Regions from separate parts of the Homo sapiens genome. Here region 2 is linked to region 1. Evidence: chromatin loops called from intact Hi-C (ENCODE). Cell type or tissue: heart left ventricle. All regions are shown on one strand. Each heading gives the region's core, and the rest is flanking DNA. Links, peaks and the distances in the headings are about the cores only. Region 1 has its middle 170 kb from the start of QKI. Region 2 has its middle 290 kb from the start of QKI.

The links. Peaks named below come from ENCODE experiments on the same cell type or tissue, not always from the same donor. Only the 100,000 strongest peaks of a DNase experiment are listed, where the experiment ranks them.
Region 2: it touches region 1 in a loop (2.4-fold over the local background); 7 of 110 quality-filtered maps call a loop at or near these places.

The regions. Positions count from the first base shown.
Region 1 is chr6:163,580,987-163,592,370 of GRCh38, forward strand. No RefSeq gene overlaps it. Among named protein-coding and RNA genes, the nearest start is that of QKI, 170 kb to the left of the region's middle. RefSeq lists an enhancer at 6,446-7,645. In heart left ventricle, for the core only: no CTCF peak of the experiment used is centred there; DNase peaks (open chromatin) are centred at 5,015 and 7,960; H3K27ac peaks cover 774 bases.
Region 2 is chr6:163,697,900-163,709,283 of GRCh38, forward strand. No RefSeq gene overlaps it. Among named protein-coding and RNA genes, the nearest start is that of QKI, 290 kb to the left of the region's middle. RefSeq lists enhancers at 6,639-6,938, 8,883-8,952, 10,435-10,554. In heart left ventricle, for the core only: no CTCF peak of the experiment used is centred there; no DNase peak of the experiment used is centred there; H3K27ac peaks cover 738 bases.

The DNA.
Region 1 (11,384 bases), core at 1,624-9,623:
GTTGCACTAGGGACTGACTGTCAAAAGCATCCAAGTATCTAAATGGTTGGTGTATTGCAAAGCACACTGGAAAACAGAACCTGCTCCTGAGGAGTGTATGTGTTTTTCAGTAGGGCTATAAACTCTATGGTCATTAACCAAATGAAGATTTCAGTTCTGCATGTGTATTATGCCAGGTTGAATTGGCATATGTGTACTTATGGAGACAAGTTATCTTTAGCAAGGCTGCTGGCCATGTCAGTTTTTTGTCTGTTTTCTTTCATCATAGGAAACATCCCAAACTACTACAGATTATTTTTTGTTTTGTTTTTTAAACACTGGTCATTCTGGTGAAGTTTTTTGTTGTTGTTAAGCTAATTTTTTTTCCATTGTATATGTGCTTCCACTTTGTGGACACAGTAAATTTCACCTAAGTTATTTCATATCACAGAAAATTTAATAGGGGTTGATGATTAAGGAAGTAGATTTAAAATATATAGGAATTTTGAGACTGAACTGTCAATTGTTTCAATAGACAAATCCAATTTAGAACTCATGCTGATTTTTTAAAATTCCAAATACGAGTCAAAGAACTTTCAAAATAACGAAGTGATTTTATTCATTCAAGCAGTATTTATGTGCTAAAGTGATTGGGCTGAATACCATGCCTGGCCTCTGGGTAGACAAGAGTGAAGATACCATTCCTGCTTCAAACAGCTCACAGTCCCAGGTTAGAGAGAGAAATGGAATATAAAAGTAGTATGAGGATTATACAGCAGAATTCCAAGCCCCAGTTTTATGCAGAACATCGAGTAAATGATTCTTTTCTGTGAAGACAGGAGCTAAATGTTTCACAGTATGTTCATTTCAGAATGATGGCTAAACTTTAGTAGAAAGTCTTGCTTCTTGGTATAGTCATATTTGAAGTAATCTTATTCCTTGATATCATATTGATTTATGACTTCCCAAAAATATTTTTTGAAAGCCACTATGTTTTGGCTGTTGGGTTCCCAGGAGGAATTACCATTTATTTTCACCCATCTTTGGCTGCTGCTGAGAAAGACTTTTCTCCAGCCCTGGTACCTCTCCCTTTAGGCTTTCCTGGGCGCTTTCTTTGGATCCAAAGCCAAGTCCTAGTGTGATGTATCCCTAAGGGTACAATCCTCATAGTCCTAGTACTAAAGCCATTGCCAGTCTCAAAGTCTTTCATATTCCCATGAGATACCATTTAACATTGAAATTCAACCACTGTCCTTTAATCCTTTTACTATGGTCTTGTCTGAGAAGGATTTTATCTAAAAATAGTAGCTTTGCACTTAATCTCTGCAGTCTATATAAATTTAGGATAACATTCCTCTTCCTTCAGACTGTTTGTCCTTTCGTTGGTGTGAAAGTATACAGAGTACCCTTGAAGGTGGGAGCGCCATGGTGTTTTTCCTTGAGTTTCCTATCGCTAATGTTTAATTGCAATTGGAATGGAAGTGCTCAATAAATATTTGTTGAGTGAATAAATGCCACTATATCCTGTTTCCTACCTGTCCCTAGAGAATTGTCAAGTCAACTGATAGACTTAGCCCTGATATTGGTGTCGAAGCCAGTTGGCTGGCTGGAAGGCCGGTGAAGGCAGCAAGTCGCTCACAGGTTCTAAAGTGCACCAGAGCCTGGTTCGTGCATGTTATCAAGGCCGTGCCAGCGCTGGCTGTCCCATCGTCAGCTCTTCCATCTGCAAAAGTGAAACTGTACTCCTTACTCATATTTTAATCTTCAAGACGGAAGATTAATTGATATTCACTTTAAGCATATATCTATATTAAGTTATTGTGGGAGAGGCAGGGTATAGAAAATGGTTTAGTCCAGTTTCCATATCTGAGAGATAACCCAGGATCTTTTTGTAAGCATCAAAAATTAAACGATGTAGAATATTAAAAATTGATCAAAAGCCCTTAGAAGTGAAAGCAGTTTTGTTGATCATAAGAACTAACACTCTGTTGATTACAGATGAGAAATCAGATGCCCAGAGAGATATATCGGGAAATGATATCCATAAGTTCGTATACGTGGTTGACAGATTGGGAATAGAATCTCCTGTGTCAAACCCTTGCCACATGCTGAGAGTTGGCATCCTCTCAGCAGAACCTTCTACACGGAAAGGCATGGTTTTCTTCCTGGGCTCTGGATTCATTAACTTGTGGCTCTCTACTGTACTAACACCTCCGCACTTTATAACTGTTTCAGGCGGTATTTGCTAAAAGAAAGAAAAAACACTGCAAACAAAAAGGCACCTTTCCAGGCCAGGCGCGGTGGCTCATGCCTGTAATCCCAGCACTTTGGGAGGCCGAGGTGGGTGGATCACGAGGTCAGGAATTCAACATCAGCCTGGCCAAGATGGTGAAACCCCGTCTCTACTAAAAATACAAAAATTAGCTGAGCGTAGTGGTGGGCACCTGTAATCCCAGCTACTCGGGAGGCTGAGGCAGGTGAATCGCTTGAACCTGGGAGGCAGAGGTTGCAGTGAGTCGAGATCGTGCCACTGCACTCCAGCCTGGGAGACAGAGCGAGACTCCGTCTCAAAAAAAAAGGCACCTTTCCAAAAATGTGTCTTTTGGAATTCCACTATTTTGGAGGTCACACAGAAAGTGTCCGGCCTCAGAAGGGTGAAGTGGGAGCTCGCTCTTCCCGTTTCTCAAATGTGCTTGGCCTGGGAGAGGTGCCTGATAAATAGCATCTGAGTGAGTGATGGGCCTGCCTGAACTTCCGTCACTTCCTGTCAATTACTGCGATGGCCACACCCACATTCCCACCTCTGGTCCCAAGTCCATTCATCTTCATGCTTTCCGCAAACTCTTGCACAACTGACAAAATTCCCTCCATCATTGTATGACCCTGCCAAATGCCATATCCATTCTTTTTTCTCCACAAAGGAGAAAGGTAAGGAGAAGAAAGGGGTACATTGAGAGGCCTGGCTCCTGCCAAAACTCGGGGTCAGGTGGGCTCCCCACAAGAGGGCTTCCCAGAGGTTTTCCAATCATGGTACACTTGCAGAATCATATTTGAATGGGTGACTGGGGTCAACTGATGAGGCTGCTCATAGCTGGAGGCAGCCGCTCAGGGCTTAGCAGCAGACTGAACATTTCAGATGCATTTGGAATCCATTCCCTTCGTGCCAGAGCTGGGGAATGGGACAGCAGGACCCCCGCCACTCTGTGGAAAGGTAGCATCAGAGGTGACTGCACCAAAGTTGAATATAGTTGTAAAGCTGGGATTGTTCCCTATTACTGTATAGAACAATATGACAAATGTCACGTATTTCATTACTTAAGATTACAAACTATTTTAGTGACTAGGAAGTGATGCTAATCTATATCTTTTTTCTATCAAGACATAAGGTACTATCTACGAGATGTGAGTTTTAGTCTTCTTGGTATCCAACGTGTAAGTTCCATTCATAAATCATCATTCACCTACTTAATGACTCATAGCAGTAGAACATTTTATCAAGAGTTGACCTCTGGAAAATCATTTTACACCACTGTACACATTGATGAGAAAGCTATAGCGTACTGAAGATTTAGAACATTCTGAGTGTAGTAAGACGAGTGTTTTTTCTCCCTTTGACTGGCAGTGATAATGTTCACGTTATCAGGTATTTGAAGGACTATTTGGGTCAACTAATTATTTGATCCCTACCTACTACAAATCTCCTTTTCAAGGGATATGGATTATGGATTGGAGATTTCCACTTGGTATCAATGATGCTGAAATAACTAGGGTTTTTTTTTTCTTTTTTCCCTAGTAACTTCATTTACCATTGAATTTTGTGGGATTTCAGTTTATTTGAAGCTAGCATTATCTGATTCTCTTCCCGCAGAACTTAGTTCCCTATGGATTATATGACCTGGCATAGTAATCAGGGGGGTTCTTATTTCACTCTATTCAATGTTCTGTCGACTGACAATTTATTTAGTCCTAGTGGAGGCATTCATACTAATGCTTTCATCACACAACTGTGACTCTGCTGGGCCTGTGCACTTTAAAATCCAACTTACATCCAACGTGGGTTTCTCCAAATGGTGTAGCGGCTATCTAAACATAACTGAAATTTCTACTATTAGAACACTATATCACATCTAAATTGAGGCTTAGACCACAAACTTTTGTTTATTTAACCCAAAAATCATTCATAACAATAATTACTAGGGAATACAAATGCCTGTTCTCTAAAACAAAATTTAAAAACCATCTTACTGCTAATATTTGAAATTACTTACAGAATACTAAAAAAGCACACTACCAAATACGTGTCTCACAATTTTTGCCTTAAAAAGTTTTCGGGCTTCTAGTGGGAGTCCTACAGTTGTTTTAACAACAACAAAAATCAATTGATCTTGACTTGCTTTCATTGATAAATCTTTGAAAAGTATAGACTTAGATTAGGACTGAGAGAATTGAAATACAGTGGCCCCTTCTTATATATAGGGGATACATTTTCAGACTCCCAGTGGATGACTGAAACCATAGATAGCACAGAACCTGATTACGTTATGTTTTTTCTTTTTTCTATTTTGAGACAGAGTCTCACTGCTGGTGCAATCTCGGCTCACTGCAACCTCCACCTCCCGAATTCAAGCAATTCTCCTGCCTCAGACCCCCAAATAGCTGGGATTACAGGCATGTGCCACCACGCCCAGCTAATTTTTTGTATTTTTAGTAGAGACAGGGTTTCACCATGTTGGCCAGGCTGGTCTCGAACTCCTGTCCTCAAGTGATCCACCCGCCTCGGCCTCCCAAAGTGCTGGAATTACAAGCATGAGCCACCACACCCCGGCAATGTTTTTTCTTATATATTTGTACCTATGATAAGCTTTCACTTTTTCACTTAAAGGCAGCACTTACAATTCTCTTTGTCCCGTCTGAATTGCAAGCATCACTGCTCTTGCGCTTTGGGTCCATTATAAGTAAAATAAGGATGACTTGAACACAGGAAGTTAATCTGATAACTAAGACGGCTGCCAAGTGACTGCTGGGGGCCGGGGAGGTGTCTACAGCAAGGATATGCTGGACAGAGGGATGACTCATGTCCCAGGCGGAAAGGCACAAGATTTCATCACACTACTCAGAATAGCTTGAAATTTAAAACTTAAGAAAGGTTTATTTCTGGAACTGTCCATTTAATATTTTTCTAACATAGTTGACCTTAGGTAACCGAAACTTCAGAAAGGGAAATGTGAATAAGGGGGCACTATTGTAATCTAGCTTTAACCACTTTTCAGTAATCAAGAGGTGCACAGTATAGATTGAATGTGCATCACTCAGCACAAGGCGTCTAGTGAGAAACTGCAATGATGATGTCGATGACTTTACTGCGTGTGCTCTCCTGGGAATGATGGTCTTGGTTATCACTCAGAAACACTAGCAAACGGGGAAGTGAGGATCTTTAAGAAAAGCTGATTCTCACAATTCCTCTGGGGAGGTTTGTACCATGACTTAGAATCCTATCTCCCTATATATGATGTTTGGTTTTCTCCTCTACCTAGGAAGGGGAGAAGTACTTGAAGTTATCTTCTTGAGTTCTCAATTCCTAAGTCATACTTGGTAGTGTGATTTTGGCCATCAGTGTATGATTTTAAGTATTAGGAATAAGGCCCCACCACCACCCCAACACACTTTTAAATAATAAGACGTTCAGGCCAGGCATGGTGGCTCACGCCTGTAATCCCAGGCACTTTGGGAGGCCTGGCCTCACTTGAGGCCAGGAGTTCGAGACTAGCCTGGCCAACATGGCGAAACCCCATCTCTACTAAAAATACAAAAACTAACAAGGCATGGTGGTGGACGCCTGTAATCCCAGCTACTTGGGAGGCTGAGGCAGGAGAATCGCCTGAACCCGGGAGGCGGAGGTTGCAGTGAGCCAAGATCACGCCACTACACTCCAGCCTGGGCAACAGAGCAAAATTCCGCCAAAAAAACACAAAACAAACGAACAAAAACCAGGAGCTTGCCGTCTAGGCAGCAGCCCACAGAGCAGTAGCTCCCACACTCCAAGCCCCAGACCTGCCTGGAAAGACCTGGGAATAGACCTTGAAGATCTGAGGGTTTACCCTAGTGTGAAACCCCGTTCTGTGCCTGGCCACAGTTATGTCTGGAGGCCAGTGTGGCCAAATAGTAACATTTTAACCACAGGGAGTACAGACAGAAAGGGAGGCTTTCCCTCTGTGCGCCCCCCGGCTGCCCTTTCTCCTGTCCAGCAGAACAGGTTTGAGCTTTTATCATTATTCCAAAAAAATTAATATTTTTGAAGAAGTAGGAAAGTACTTGTACTTGTGAAACACTCAGAATTTCCAATTAGAAAGGCACATATTTAAGGTGCTGCATAAATTTTCTCATGTATCCATATTTCTCTGTCAGCATAACGCAGGCTCTCTGGAATATGGCTGCTTTCTCACTCTGGAGATTTTAGACAGGTAACTTCAACCTGAAACCTCAGGTCTCTCATCTATAAAATGGGGATAAAGTACCTATGTCACAGGGCTCCTAAGAGGGTCAACTGAGCTAATTAACGTAAACCTCTTAGCACATTGCCTGGAACTGGTGTGTGTTCAGTGAGTATGTGTCATTATTTTCCTCTATTGTTTCCTGTTGCTAAATTAAGAATGTGTATTTAGTCAAGGCACGGTGGTTCACGCCTGTAATCCAGCACTTCGGGAGACTGAGGCGGGTGGATCACTTGAGGTCAGGAGTTTGAGACCAGCCTGGCCAACATGGTGAAACCCAGTCTCTACTAAAAATACAAAAATTAGCTAGGCATGGTGGCATGCACCAGGAATCCCAGCTACTGAGGAGGCTGAGGCAGGAGAATTGGTTGAACCCAGGAGGTGGAGGTTGCAATGGGCCAACATCGTGCCACTGCACTCCAGCCTGGATGACAGAGTGAGACACTGTCTTAAAAAAAAGGGGGGGCGTATTTAATCTACCTGGAGTCATTGGGAAGTGAGTCATTTCCTGTCCTCTTTATAGCCTTGAAGATTTCATATGTCTTCTTAAGAAACTCATGTACTTTGGGGTGCCCATGTTACATGGTGAGTAAGATATTTTACACATTTTTGTACGATTAAAATAATGTGTGTACTTTATAAATAAGCTGTAGTTTTCCAGCAAAATCTAGCTAAACTCCTACCACAAATGTAACAGGCATATAAAATTGTGATTACCTAAAAAGTCACTACTATGCAATGATATTTAAACCTTATATGTCCTCATATTAAATTCTGCTTTGTACATTGAACTGCAGTTTATGTGACCTGAATATTTATTTCAAAGATAAACAGTACCTACACATTGCTCCAAGGGTTAGATTAGGGTGTTTATTCCCAGGCATTTTTTTCTGTTGTATTCGGATGAGACACAGACACGTCAGACAATTTCATCAGTAATGAACAGGAAACACACCAGATGCCAGCCTCGTGCCAAAGACTCCAACTGATCACCAAGGAACATCTGCCAAAATGCTTTTTAAACTCTTGGAGCACAGCTGTGTCTGTGCGCCCTGCTCCCTCGGTTAAGCTTCCGCTGGCATGACCTGCAATGACCGGCGGGTCCTGATGTGCTTTTTCCCTGATGGTAAAACTTTTGAAAGTTTTTTCTTATGTCCCTGTGTCCCTGCGAAGCCCTTGAGTCAGGCCACCTGCAAGGGAAAACCTTGACCGATTCACAAGGACACATTCGTCGCTTTCTCAGGACGTGACTGGCGCCACCCTTATTCTCTACGGTCACACTGGTGTGCGGCCCACAGAGAGCCCTCTCTTGAGAAATGGGCACGATGACTTAGAAGGCTTGGCGGGCCACTCGTCCCTTTAAATTGAGGGCGCATGTAGAGTAAGCAATCTCATCTGAACGCCACCCGCTTGGCAGGCTTTTCCTCACCCCCTTATTGTAAGGCACCTTTTGCTTTACTATTTCCCCGGGGCGCAGGCCGGGATGCAGACAGAGGCTGGCTGTAGTCTTTGAAAGCACCATTGACTTGGTTTCGGGGGCGACCGCACACAGGGCACCAAGACCCTGTTGAAGGGATTAGGTCTTAGGTTGCCTTGTGCCCACAGTTTTGCTTTGCAAGGAGTCTAGCGCCTCTGAAGAATGTGACAGAAAATGTAGTACTAACAATAATACTCCCTGGAATTGCACATGGGCCTGCTTCTTTAACAGAAGAGAAAGGAGTAAGGATGAGGAGAGAGCCAAGGAGTAAGGGTGAACAGAAGACAAGAATTGAGATTTGGCCCCTGGGAGAGTCAGAGGAGAATTCAGTGAGAAGACTGGGAAGATGAATAGACCAAACAAACAATCCTCCTAACTGGGCAGCTGGAGGAAAATAAGGAGGAGGTAAAATTGCTGGTGTCAGTTTTTTTACACGTAAACTTACATTCTTGGGCTTTATATAGTATACTTTTTTAGTTGAACGAATGCTATAAATACGCATTTTTTTGTTTGAGTAGATTAGAATGCTTGTCACAAAGAGCCTTGTAATTGGCATTGTAGAAGCTTTCTGGGCTCCTGACTCTAAAAGAAGAATTGGCACAGGAGTGGAATTGCGGTGTGGAGGAGGGCTGCTTGTATGAACAGGAAACCATGGTGGAAGTTGTTCAGATGAATGACGTGCTGAGGTTGGAAATCCCATTTCTAAAATAATGGAGGTGTGATAGTCATGCCATAGGTCAGCTGACTAGAATAACAAAATTGAGTTGAGAATAAAGCTGAGAAAACTATTGAAAATCAGCCACGGAGTTGTGCTGGGCAACCTCATGTTTTACTCAGGATCTTAGGAAGTCTTTGCATGACCCAGGATTTAAAAGCATTCATGCAGTTAAAGGACTGCTTGTCGTGAAGAAACCTCAGGGACAAGAAAGGAATGAGCTTCAGTCTGAAGCCGGCATGAACGTAGGCTGGAAAAGAGATCACTACAGTCACAATTGCCAGGTGCGTCACCAGAGGCTGTTTCCATGTGACGTTCTTGCCACAATTTAGAATTAAATTTAATATCTTCTCCTCCCCTGTAGTGGGTGTGCCCTCAAAGCTCCAAAAATGGTTGAACCCAACAAGCCCAGCACTGAGCTGTCTCTCCATCTAGACTCCCTTCCCCTCAGCTATTTCCCCCCTCACCTTCCATTCGCTGGCCAAGGTGGAACCCTGGAAGTCAGCCTTGCCCCCGCATCCCAGCTGCCCTCCCTCTGCTCTGTTGAGAGGTGAGGCCAGCTGGACTTCCTGGGTTGAGTGGGGACTTGGGGAACTTTTCTGTCTTACAAGAGGATTGTAAAATGCACCAATCAGGAACTTTCCTGTCTTACAAGAGGATTGTAAAACGCACCAATCAGCATAAAACACACTAATTAGACTAAAACACACCAATCAGTGCTCTGTAAAACGCACCAATCAGCAGGATTCTAAAAGTAGCCAATCGCAGGGAGGATTGAAAGAAAGGGCACTCTGATAGGACAGAAACCAAACATGGGCGGGGACAATAAGGAAATAAAAGCTGGCCACCTCGACCGGCGGCAGTAAGCCGCTAGGGTTCTCTTCGAAAGCCTTTCACTCTTCACAGTAAATCTTGCTACCGCTTACTCTTTGGGTCCGTGCCATCTTTGAGAGCTGTAACACTCACCGGGAAGGTCGGCGACTCCGTTCTTGAAGTCAGCACCACCACGAATCCACTGGCAGGAACCAACTCCGGACACACTGTGGTTTTCCCTGTTGTTGGCCTTTGGGCCTCCCTGTTCTCCACCAGCGCAGCCTGGAATCTCCACAGCCCCCGGGGCTCTACTTCCTGCAGCCTCAGCTGCTCCTTCACACGGTGGAATCCCCGCCAGACTCATCAGGGCTTAGGCCTGGGCCTTCCCACTCCCGCCTCTGCTTTCTTTTTGAGTCTGGAGCCTAGAAAGAGCCTGTGTTTTGGATGATCCTCCTTCCTGCAAGGCCCCAACATGCCATTTCCCCAGCCCCGTCGGGGGCAAACGTTGGTACTGAAGGTGCCGTCCTGTGCTTGAAGCGGCGTTCTTCCAGATGGTCCTGGGGAACACACTCTTTTTCCACAAAGGCCCTTCAGCGGCGCCTTGTCCACCCATCCCCTCTATAGTCCCCTCTATTCCGACTTCTCCAGCCACTCCTGCCCTGCGCATCTCCCCAAACGCCCCGCCTTTATGTGATGGTATGCTCTTCTCCAAATCACCTCGACATAGCAAAAGCACTCCACAGAGACCAACTGTTCCTATCATTGCCCCCCAAAACATACTCTTGGAGGGCTTCAATCAACCGGAGACACGGCCATTTTACCAGAGAATCCCGGCAACGCCCCCAACATCCTCCCTGCCTGTCTCTCCGTCGTCATCTCTCCCCACCTACCCTGCCCTTCACCCTCTAAGCTCGAGTCGTGTATAAATTATTGTTGCACAAACTTTTTTTTTTGAGTTGCAGCCGAAGTCTTGATCTGTCGCCCAGGCTGGAGTGCAGTGGCGCGATCTCGGCTCACTGCAAGCTCTGCCTCCCGGGTTCACGCTATTCTCCTACCTCAGCCTCCCGAGTAGCTGGGACTGCAGGCGCCGCCACCATGCCCGGCTAATTTTGTATATTTAGTAGAGATGGGGTTTCAACATTGTTGGCCAGGATGGTATTTTCATAGGTAAGTTAAACAGAATCCTTTCCATATATCAATTCTAATAATTTGTTAAAGAAAAAAAAATTTTTTTTTTTTTGAGACAGAGTCTCACTCTGTCACCCAGGCTGGAGTGCAGTGGCACGATATCAGCTCACTGCAACCTCCACCTCCTGGGTCCTGCCTCAGCCTCCCGAGTAGCTGGGATTACAGGCGCGCGCCACCACGCCTGGTTAATTTTTGTATTTTTAGTAGAGACGGGGTTTCACCACGTTGGTCAGGCTGGTCTCGAACTCCTGACCTCGTGATCCACCCACCTCGGCCTCCCAAAGTGCTAGGATTACAGGCGTGAGCCCGCCCGGCCACAAACATTCTTTTCTACCCCCAGGCTTTCAGCATGTCACCTAATTCCTCCCAAAACCACTGTTTGCTCCCTCTTTTTGCCTGCCTAACTGATCCTTGTTTTTCGGCACTTAATTGGAAAGTCTTGTCTGAACTGCCAAATGGGTTAGTTGCCTCTTCAAGTACCTCATGGCTCCAATGAAGCACTCTGGGAATGTTTGCAGCACTTTTCTTACTCCTCTGTTGCCTGTCCTCATGTCTCTCTCCCCTACCTTGTCATGACGTCTTCGAGATGGGAGCTGTGGGTTATTTCATCTTCATGTCTCAGCCCTCAGAATGGGTTCTGACACTTCGAAGGTCATTAATAAATGTTTGTTCTAAAAATGAATGAGTGGCTTCTGTTTAGAGTAACATGGCACACTGGGTA
Region 2 (11,384 bases), core at 1,509-9,508, 120 kb after region 1:
ATGAAAAGTCTTAACACGCCCTATCAGCCAGAGCCTGGTTAGGGAGCGAGGACCCACACTAGGTGTTTCAAAGAGGGACTTTTATATGGGGGGTTGATCTCATAGGCATTGCCATGAAAGGGCCAGAAGAGAACACCAAGGTAACCCTGACAGCTGCAGGTGCCACCTTGAGGGCTGGGAGAACAAGGGGAGAGATGGGGTTTTCAGCTCCTGGAACTTGGAGAGAGGGCTTTATAGAGGCGGGACTCAGGCTTCCAAAAAGGGGTCTGACCCAGCTGCTTCTAGGACTCTTAGGAACTCAGCTAGGCTGTTTCTGCGAGCATAGAAAGAAAGTGGAAGCTGGAACCTTCGGTCACTGCTGGAGTAAAGTGCCCATGCAGGGGTGATGCTGACAGGAAGCAAAGAGAAGGGAGGAACCTCTTTCTCCACCCACTTGATTTAGAGTTTCCTTCTAGTGTCTTCTAGTTACTTGGCAGAACCTAATGGAGGCAGCTGGCAAGGGGGCCTGGGAAGTGTGGTATACAGAGCCACAGCCCAGTGTCACAGAAGGGTTTACAAGGGTGCATTTGGAGCTGAGAGCCAATAGCAAAGTAACCAGGCTCCTGGTGATAGGAAAGCTTGAGAAACCTATTTTGTAGGAAATGGGATTTATCAGCTGTTTTAAGCAAGGGTGAGCCATGAGCTTGGCACAGATGCAGAGGTCACTTTGGTTGAGGGATGAGACCCTAAGGTAGGGAGGCTAGTTAGGAAGCCATGGCAGGTTGCATTTTCCAGCACCCACTATCTCCCATCCCGTCCATTCTTCTTCCATTGTAACTTTGTCACTTCTCCAATTGAAAGGTGACATCTATTCTCCCTCCCCTTGAATTGGGCAGATTTATGACTAGAGTGGAAGAGATGCTGTGGGGCTTACGTGATTCGGCAGTGAAAGGCTCTATACCTTTTTCTGAGTGTTCCTTAAGTTTCTCACTTTCAGAACCAGCCACTGAGCTGGGAGGAAGCCGAAGTAGCCATAGAAAAGACTAGGTCTGGTGTTCCATCTGATAGCCAGGGTCAATCTTCAATAAAAATTAAAAAAAAATTAATATAGCACATAATGAGTTTACTTCTGGATGGGTGGTATTATGAGGTGTATGTGATGGGAATTCTGTTAAGTGTTTGGGGACACGGGTCTGGAGCTCAATGGAGAGGCAAGGTGTGAATATGGGGGTCATCGTGGACAGAAGTCAAATGAGCTCTCCTTGGAAAGAAGAGTAGAATGAGGAGAAAGGGAGTAAGGACAGAACTGTGGGGGAATCTGACATTGAAAAAGGCAAGGGAGAAGCAGAGAATTAAGAGGAGAACCAGAAAGTTATCTTGCTGAAATCACTGATGAAGAGAATTTCAGAAAGGATGGAGTTGTGGTGCCAAATTCTGCAAACAAGTGGCTAGAAGAACTGGAAAGAGGTCATGTGTTAGCTTCCCAGGGCTGCTGTAAAAAGTACCACAAAATGGGTGGCTTAGAGCAACAATAATTTGTTTTCTCATCGATATGGAGGCTAGAAGTCTGCAATCAAAGTGTTGGCAGGGCCTTGTTCCCTCTGAAGGCTCTTAGGAAGAATTTGTCCTTGCCTCCCTAGCTTCTGGTGGTGACATCAGACCTTGGTGTTCCTTGGCTTGTAGATGCGTCACTCCAGTCACTGCCTCCATTGTCCATGGTGGTCTCCCTGTGTGTTTTGCAGTCTCTTCTTTTTTTATAAAAACACCAGTCAGATTAGATTAGGGCCGCCCTGATGACCTCATATTAACTTGATGACATCTGCAAAGACCCTAATTCCAGATAACCTCAAGTTCACAGGCTTGGGGTGGATGTTAATGTTTGGGAGACACTCTTTAGCCCAGTACAGGCCGTCTTTGGAGATGGTTACGGAGAGAGTGGTCTCCATGAGTGGTGTGGGCAGATGTAGGTAGCATTGATGAGAGGGGTAAGAGATGGAGCACATGGACAGCTCTTTGAAGCACCTGGCCAGGGGAGAGGAGAGTGGAGGTGGCGTGCTAGAGAGACAGGTAGAGGTTTTTCTTTTTTTCCTTCTGGATGGGAGCAACTGGGGCAAGTTTATAGGCTGGGGCAAGCATCCAGTTGACAGAGAAAGAATCACGGTTTGAGTTAGGAGAACGACAGTAGGTGGAGCCGGGTCTGGCAGAGGAAGGATATTGTGGGATCCCACTCAAGGTTGGAGTTCATGCAGAAGGAGGAGGACCCACAGCCCTGGATGGAGACGTCAGCCTGAGTGCCATGCAGCCACAGACCCAGGAGCAGATGGAGCCGGACGGGCTGCAGTCATAAAGGAGCTGCCCTTTTTTGCTTCTCCATGGTCTAGGTCTGTTTCATTGTTCTCTTATTTTTGAAGGTAGCTATGAAAACATATTCCTGCCATCTGGCTCTTCAAAGGCATTGTAGGTTGCTGGCTTGCTCCAGAGGCCACGATGAAGCAGTCAGTACCACCTCCAGGGCTGGGGTCAGCTCTGCTAACAATAGGCACCCCCGGTTCCTGTGGGAGGCACTTCCCTGCACACAGAGAAGAATTGGGGAAAAAGATGGAGAGGACAAGGCTGAGGCCCCACAACACCGTGAAATGAGTTGACTAATGTCAGGCCCAGAGCTTTGTTTATTTTGGGGAGGGGTCGTGAATTCAGAGTCCTTTTGAGAGGGAGTGGAGGAATTTCACATGAGTAACCATTGGCATGGATCATTTCTGTGCTCTGAGCCCCCTGAGGTTTCCCATGAAGCACGATTTCTGTTGATTTTTCTTTCAGGATGGTGGCGTTGGAGGGTTCTGAGGGAGTCAGTTTTCTCAAGCCTTCTGAATTCTGAACTTGTGGAAAAAGATACAGAGAATTCAGAGAGGTGTCAAATTTGCTCTTGGCTGGAAAAACTGGATCCAACGGCTTGTTTGTGAAGCCCAAATGAGCGCCCTACTCCCTTTCTCCTGAGTTGAACTTCCCGGCTGAGCCTGTGGGCCCAGCAGATGGGCAGGGCCTGCTCTTCAGGGTGATGTGGCCCGAGGGGACAGGCAGCTCGAGAGAAAGCCTAGGAGAGCCGCTTCCCCAACTCCCAGAGGAATGAGACCATGGTTGTGGGATGCGTATTGTCCCATCTCGTGCGAATCTTCTTTACTGTCCTCAGGAAAAGCCGACAAGAGATGAGAAAAGGCTGCTGCTTCTTCCTCCACCCTCCTGAGAGGGCGACAGTGTTGGTGGACATTCTGATCTCCTGGGCTGGCAGGGAGGTAGGAGAGGGTGCTCTCCTTGCAAACACTTAGTGAGTACACGTCATGAGATAGTTTCCATGGGGCAGCTTATTGCTCTAGATAATATCAGTGACCTGTGCAAGACTTCATCTTCTTGGGAGAAAGTACAACAGAGAGGGAGAACCCCTGGGGTGCAGAGCCAGACAGCTGCTTTCCTTTTCTGGGTTTGCTGTATCATGGGCAGTGGGGTCTTCGGCCATTTCCTCAAACCTCCCTGGGGCCACAGATCCACAGTCTTTAAAACAAAGGTGAGAGAACCTTGTTTAGGAAACATATATGACTAAAGGCTCACTAGGTTAAGCAGGACAGGCTGAAAAACTGACAGTGGTTCTGCAAACTGAGCAGAGATTGGGCTGCTGAGGGCCTGTGGCTCAGTGCCCTCTGCAGTGGATACAGCCGTGGGAGTGGTCCACTCTCCTGTGTGTGCTTCTTACAGGTGGGGGGAATAATTGCCCCAAACCCTCACTGCAGGGTGCTCGTATTTCCTTGATTCTCCTGACCCGTACTGGACTCAAATATTTTTCCCTTACACGTCCCAGATTTTAGTCTGGGAAATATCTTAATGATTTCTATAGCCAAAGGTAAGGTGAGCTTATGGTAAGAATAGGGATTTCTTAGGAGAAGAGGCTGCCTTGGAGAGTCTCCCTACTCCTGGAGAATTAATTAGCTGAAGCCCATCTCCTCACTCTTCTGTGAATACATAGTGTTTATCCGCTCCTGTCTGTGAGCTCATGTTGATTTCTTTGTCTGAAGTGGCTTCCTTCCTCTCCACTTGTCTCCTCCCAGCCTGACATTACAAGTGCACATTCTGCCTCACCCACAAAGTTGCACTTGATGATTCCAGCACTCCACGATAGCTCCTCTACTTCTCCAATCTCCTAAAGCACTTATAATCTGTACCGTGTAATTTAGAAATTCATTATATCCCGTCTTATTTCATTCTCTAAGTGTTCATTGTGTTAGTCTTGTCTTTTGTTGAATATAACATTTTTTGAGAGCAAGGTCTGTCTTCCCCAGTGTGTGGACTTCTTGTGTTTCCACAGCTGGGATCTACTTCCCAACCTTGAGGAGCATATAATCTGGTAGAGGGTGAACCTATGAATTTATCACTTGACCGAATATGGTAAAACTGTTAGGCAATTGTGAGCCATCCACCATGGGAATTTGGGAGGAAGGAGACTGACTTTAGGCTGGGGGGGTTAGGTCCATACCTCCTCAGAGAGGAAAACAGCAGTGCAGTGGTGGCAATAGTGCTGACTTTTAAAGGCTGAGAGGGATGTTGAGTGAGAAAAAGAAGTTATTCTATGGAGAAGAAATGGCATGTGTAAAGATCTGGGGCATATATTTGGAGAATAGTGAGTAATGTATGTTGGCTGCTGAATAGTTTACATTTGGTAGGAGGTAGGGCTGGATATGATCAGAGCTGCACTTTGGGAAATTAGTATGACATGAGGTTTAGAACATCCTGGAGGTAGAGATACTACTTACAAAGCAACTACAACAGCCCAGGTAAGAGAGAGAATGGCTTAAAGTAGGTGGTAGAAGTGAAAATAGAAAGGGACAAATGGTAGCCATTTTCGAAAGCGGAGTTGAGAAAATGATAAGTTCAGTGTGCAGTGGAAGCCGAGAGGAGTTTCAAGAAGGGCAGAGGGGTGGGGTGGGGGGAGGTAAGTGAACTGTGTCTATTGCTGCAGAAAGGGTAAGAAATTTGCATCTGGTTGTTAGTTGTTAGGTGGTTAGTAGCAGGTCATACCTTGGTGGAACCATATGCAGATATGAACACAAAGAAGGTGATAACAATTTCCACTTGACCTTTGGAGTGCTCATCTCATCTCATTTGCTGTGAAATTTCATGTCATAATTGTTATTTGATGTGTGAGAAGTGACTTCTGTAATTAGTGTCTTAAAGTATCATCTTTTTATGTCTCACAATTTTGTGGATCAGGAATTTGGGCAGGCACTGGCCCACGATTATTCTGCTTCACATAGAGTTTGACAGGGATCACTTTGTGGTCATTGGCAAGTGGGCTGGTCCAGAGGGTTCAAGATGGCTTTACGCATGCCCTTGCAGCTGTGGAAGAGTCTCCTGGGAGGCTGAGCTCGTGTGGGCCCCTCCCCTTCTCAGTACACACCAATTCCCTGGAGCCACACAGAACTTTCTTTAACTTTAGCTCTTTGGGAGGCTGTCTGGAGCCATGGAAGCCATCTTTTTAGTAGAGAAGCTCTTTGAGGCATGCCTTGAACGTCCCTTGCAGGACTTTCGTCTGTCTGAAATGACCTGTGAGACACCACCTTAGACCTTCTGAAGACCTAACAAAGAATCTTGCAGTAACATCTTGGGTTTGATCTTTGCCGTGGAACCAGTTTTTCCTTTGAGAATCTTTTGCTGGGAGAGACTAAGGATAAGAAAGTTTTATTTTCAAACCTAGCAAGTCCTGGCTCCTTTATATTTCTTCTACATTCTGTTTATAAAAACTAACAGTTCCTTTTTTGGTTCATCTTTGTTTTGAATTTTATCATTGACAACCAGGAGATGAGTTCTGTATGCCACCTGGGAAGCTCCTAGGCCTAATTCATGAATTCATAGCTGTACCTTCTGTTTTCCATGTTCGTCAAGGGATGGGTTCATTGAACTGTTTGCCATCACATAACATGGGCTATCTCTACTCCAGTCTCTAATAACAATTTCTCACTGTCCCTCCTTCCCCATTAACAGATGTCTTGAGGCCTTCCAGACCTTGCTCCACCTCCACCACCAGGTCTCCAGTCCTGAGCCACATGCTGCCATTTTTGTCTCAGAAGCACCCCTCTTCCAGGTAACAAGTGTTTTTTTTTCTGGTAACCTATTGCTGCATAACTACCCCAAAAGTCAGTGACTGAAAGCACATGCAATTTGACTATGTTTTGTCATTTGGGAAGTGAGGAATTTGAACAAGAGTTCATGTTGTATTAACTGAGGTCACCTAGTGCTGGGGACTGAACATTTGTGTCCCCTCAAAATTCATACCTTTGAAATCCTCACTGCCAATGTGATGGTGTTAGGAGGTGGGGTATTTGGGAGGTGATTAGGTCATGGGGATGGAGCCCTCATGAATAGGATTACTTCCTTATAAGGAGAGACACAAGTGCTAGCTCTCCCTTTCTGCTTTCTGCCCCTGCGACGATACAATGAGAAGGTACCCATCTGCAAACCAGGAAGTGAGTCCTTACCAGACACCAAATCTGCTGGTGCTTGGATCTTGGACTTCCCAGCTCCCAGAACTGTGAGAAATAAATGTTTGTTGGTTAAGCCAACCTGTCTGTGGTCTTCTGTTTTAGCAGCATGAATGGGCTCAGACACCTGAAATTTTTCTGCTAGTAGCTGGGCTGGCCTGGGGGTTCAAGAAGGCTTCTGTCAGAGGCCCAGCACTCTGGTAGGGATAGGAAGCCTGGGCTCAGCTGATACCTCAGCTTCCCCATGTCATCTCAGGGCCTCCCCATAGCCTCTAAGGCGGGACTGTCAGATCTCTTACCTGGCAGCACAGGGCTCCAGGAGACCAAGGTGGAAGCTGCCTGTCCTTTTGAAGCCTGTGGACTGGCCTGCAGTCACTTCACCATACCCTGTTAGTCAAAGCTGAATAGTCACAGAGGAAGTCCATAAAATGCACTCTAACTAGACTACAAAGCCCCCTCTCAGCTGTCATTTCTCTAGGATAATCAACCTCTGTGCTTCACTCAGTGAGTTAAGAGCAATTTACAAAATGCCTGCTATGTGTTAAACACTGACAAAATATATATTTGCTGATAATTTTTATGATTGGTCAACTTGAATGATGAGTTATATAGAAGACTAAAGAGATTAGTCTCCTTCTCTTTTGTCCCTCAAAAGCTTAAACTTACTATATCACTACCTAGAAAAATGCCTACACCCAGCAGTCTGTATCTTGTCAATTTTTTCTTTCTTTCTTTTTTTTTTTGAGACAGATTCTCACTCTGTCGCCCAGGCTGGAGTGCGGTGGTGCACTCTCGACTCACTGCAACCTCTGCCTCCTGGAGTGATTCTCATGCCTCAGCTTCCCGAGTAGCTGAGAACCATGCCTGGATAATTTCTGTATTTTTAGTAGAGGCGGGGTTTCACCATATTGGCTAGGTTGGTCTCGAACTCCTGGCCTCAAGTGATCCACCTGCCTCAGCCTCCCCAAGTGTGGGGATGACAGGCGTGAGCCACCGCACCTGGCCAGCAATTTTTTCTTTCTCTCGTGTCTTTATAATATTTAAAGTACCAGTCAAAAGTACCTGGTAAACATAGTGATGAGTAATTGGGATATAATTACTGGGCCTCAGACTAGCCCAGAATTCCTGTGGGAGGGGAAATAGTTTCCCCTTAATAGGGAAGCGCATCAAAGAACACGTGGCCATCTTTAATCTATAGGAGCTCATCATTCAAGTTGATCAGTCATAAAAATTATCAGCAAGTTCATTTTGCCAGTGTTTAGCACATAGAAGGCATTTTGTAAGTACCTCTGAACTTACCAAGTGAAGCACACGAATGGATTCTCCAAGAGCAATGACAGAGCTTAGAGGGGGCTTTGTAGTCTAGTTAGAATCATGGCATTTTATGGACTTCCTCTGTGAATTTGTGTAACTCTCCCAATCTCACTCGGCCTCAGTTTTATTTGTAAAACGTAATAAATATTCCATTATGTATCATGTAAAATGATTCTATTATGTACCACATAAAAATCTTCAACAAAATAGAGACTGTGTAGACTGTAAATGTTTAATATTTAATATATCTGTAGTGATTAAGCGAAGAGCTTTGATCTTAGCTCCACCACTGACTTGCACGTGTCACCTTGGTCAGTCCACTCTTTAGTCCCTTTGAGCCCCGTTTCCGTTGACTGGAATATTGGTGTTGCGGTTCCTCTTTCATGTAGTACATGAAGCACAGTAGACTCAGTGCGTGGTGCTGTTATTTTTGTTGTAGTTGTTACTATTTTGTGCTCTGAGACTAGAACTCGAGGCTAAAATTTGCATGCACCACACTTTGGATTTGCGTGGGTGAGTCAGTGCTGTCCTAAGTGGGGGGTCATCCATTAGAGGCATTCTGCTGTGGCAGGAGCAGCTTCAGAAACACGGCAGGCTAAGGACAATAGTTAGAAAATGTTATCCCAAATCAAGTCTGTTTGCTGCCATGTGTCAGCAAATCTCACGATGAAAAATACCCACATTTAAACATGATTTCTTCCATAGTCATTTGATTTCTAATGAGACAGCTTGTTACTATCTGTTAAGCACTGGATTTTGCAGTTATGTCAGAAGTCCATGTCAGTGACATTAGTTAATCCTCAGTGGATTTGCCTTTAGTAATCAATTGGCATTTAATTAACATGCAAAAACTTCCCTGTGAAACCTAAATTCAATGTGTAGTAAGTCTCTTTGAGATAAGTTAGGGATGTTGTCAGGACATTTCATAGAGCATAGGCCTCCATGCTCTTATTATTAACTTGAATTCCAGAGTTTTGAATATGCACATGAAGACACCAAGTGAGGACTTCGGCGAAGGGCGTAGAGGTATTTTGGTGTGATCCTTAATGTCAGAGTCTCATCTCCCACGTGTCCTTCTCTTATTAATTCTCAAAACACTGAGCTAAGCAGCCAGTTCTCAAAGTGGGCCCTAAGCTAGCAGCATCTATAGCACCTGTTAGAACTGCAGGCTCTTGGGCCCCTCCCAGACCCAGTGAGTCAGACACTCTGGCGGTGCCCCACACCAGTCTGGATGTTCACAAGCCTCCAGGCGAGTCTGATCCTTGCAGTTTAAGACCAAGGAACTAGGGTCTGGTATCAGGATAGGGGATCCAATGAATACAAACCATCTCTCAGAAGCTTAAATTCATTAAGCACCACCTAGAAAAATGTCTACACCCAGAAAGCTGGATCTATTTTTTTCTTTTGTGTCTTTATTATATTTAAAGTATCAGTCAAAAATACCTGGTTCCCATAGTGATGAGCAATTAGGATATAAATGCATGGGTATGGATATAAATTCTAAAATCCTTGCAGGAGTTTAATATTTGCTTTACATTTAATAGGAAAAGAATGCCGTTGTTTTCTGCCTGGGTTGCATTTTTTTCCTTTCCTTTTACAAATTGGTTTAGCCACATCCTGTACTTTATTTGCTCCTCTCTCCCATAACTCTAGAATTAGGGTACATTAGAAGCTATCCGTAAACTCCAGTGAGGACATGTGATAAATTTAAGCTGGAGCATTTAAAACGAGCTGGGAGAGTAGAGAGAGAAGTAAAAGCAGCCATTTGTGATGTGGGTGGCAGTTTTTAGAAAGTGTCTGTGGAGGGCTAGTGGCTTGGCATGAGGAAAGAGAGGCGTTCCTCAGTGTTGTCCACAGAACAGACACTCCTGTGACAGATGTGATCTTCAGGCAAAGTGGTGCTCGTGCACAGGCTTACGTTAGCACACCTGCTGGTGCAGAATGGTAGGAGAAATATTTCCCCAAAGGACAGAATGCGGATGGCTGGACAGAAACCACTGGGGGAAGGTTCCTGGGAGGAATTCCAGAATGTTTTCTCTGGCAAATAGGACAGAGGAGGCAGAAAAGCAAACCGGATCTCACTCCAAGTCTTTATGGACACAGATGGAAAGGAGAGCAGGAAGAAATCACAGGTCACACGGTGGGAGACACGGTGTAGCTGAGGGTAACCTAGTCGTGTTTAGGTGTGACAAATGACTTGCACTGTTTGCCAGACAACAGTGCCCCCCCATCCCCCACGGGGGTGTAATTCCACTAGTGACACTGATTCAGTTTCCAAAAGAAGCAAAACTCTTCTGCTATAAGATTCTTGATTTGTAAGAGTTTCCCCAGCTCAGTGCTTCCCCTTAGCTTTTTCCTTTTTCATCTCTAAGAGGTTATCACTTCTCAAAAACAAGAGTGCTTTGCCACTTCTCTAGTAGCAAGGTATGAAAACATGCTCTAAAATACTTACTTCCTCCAGCTGCACTGCTGCAGGCGGCCGCCTGAGGGATGGAGATGTTCTGGGCTCAGGGTGGACGGGCCTCTAGACAGAGCTATGGACCCTTCTCCAAAGCTGTGCACGAGGGACGTAGATTGGCATAAGATGCTACACAGAAAACCTGTCGTCTAGATTATTCACGTGGTGGAAAACCTCCATTGGGGCATATTACCATAGAAGGGAAAAGGGTCTGTTCTCTCCACCACAAGCAATGGAGAATGTCCCATATCAAAGATAAGTTTGCAGCCAAGGTGGCCTTCATTGGTAACAGGTTCCATAATTGGCAATGATAGGTATTTTCCTTGCCTCGAAACACAGTCAAGAGGGGAGAGTGTGAGAAGCCAGGGACTTAGGACAGGAGGTGAGGTGATGAGTCATTTTGGTTTCTCAGAGCTGACCTCTGTTGTATTTTTATTTGGGGGTTCAGTCTCTGGCTTGAGGGCTCTTCAGAAAGGAGAGCTTACTTTTGTCACGGAAGGAGGGATGGAGACCTCACCCTTTTGCATGGCCAGCTGGAGCCCCAGGTGTCGCGTGTCCAGCTCGTGGGTGGCATGATGTCATGTTTGTTGACCACGTTGGACCTCATTCTGTCCCGAGAACTTAACTGGGCTAGGAGTTGTGAAACCAGATTTCTTGTTATTTGCTTAGACTTGCTTTTTTTTTTTTTTCCCCATATCCACAAAATGAGAATCCTGGGCTTTTAGTATAATAAGGATTGAAAAATGATTATAAAATACAAGGCAAAAAGATCCATGCTATTTAAATGTTTACTATTATTTTGAGATTCATTTTATGTGCCATACTGCTTTACAAATAGTCTGTAATATTTTAATACAGCACTTTATCTTCGTAATCAAATCTTGAGAAGGCCCCCTATAGCTAATCTTTCTCAAAATCGGCTTAATTTATTAGTGGATAACTATACTTAGGCCTCTTTCTAGAACCTTATGAAGTTTGACATGCACTATTTTTAGACATTACGGGTTCTCTTACTGAGACGCTCCAAAGGGAACAGTGGGGGCAGATGTCCTCCAGGAACCTTGGCAATAAATCCCCCTGGGTGCATGACCTGGGGTCACCAAAACTGC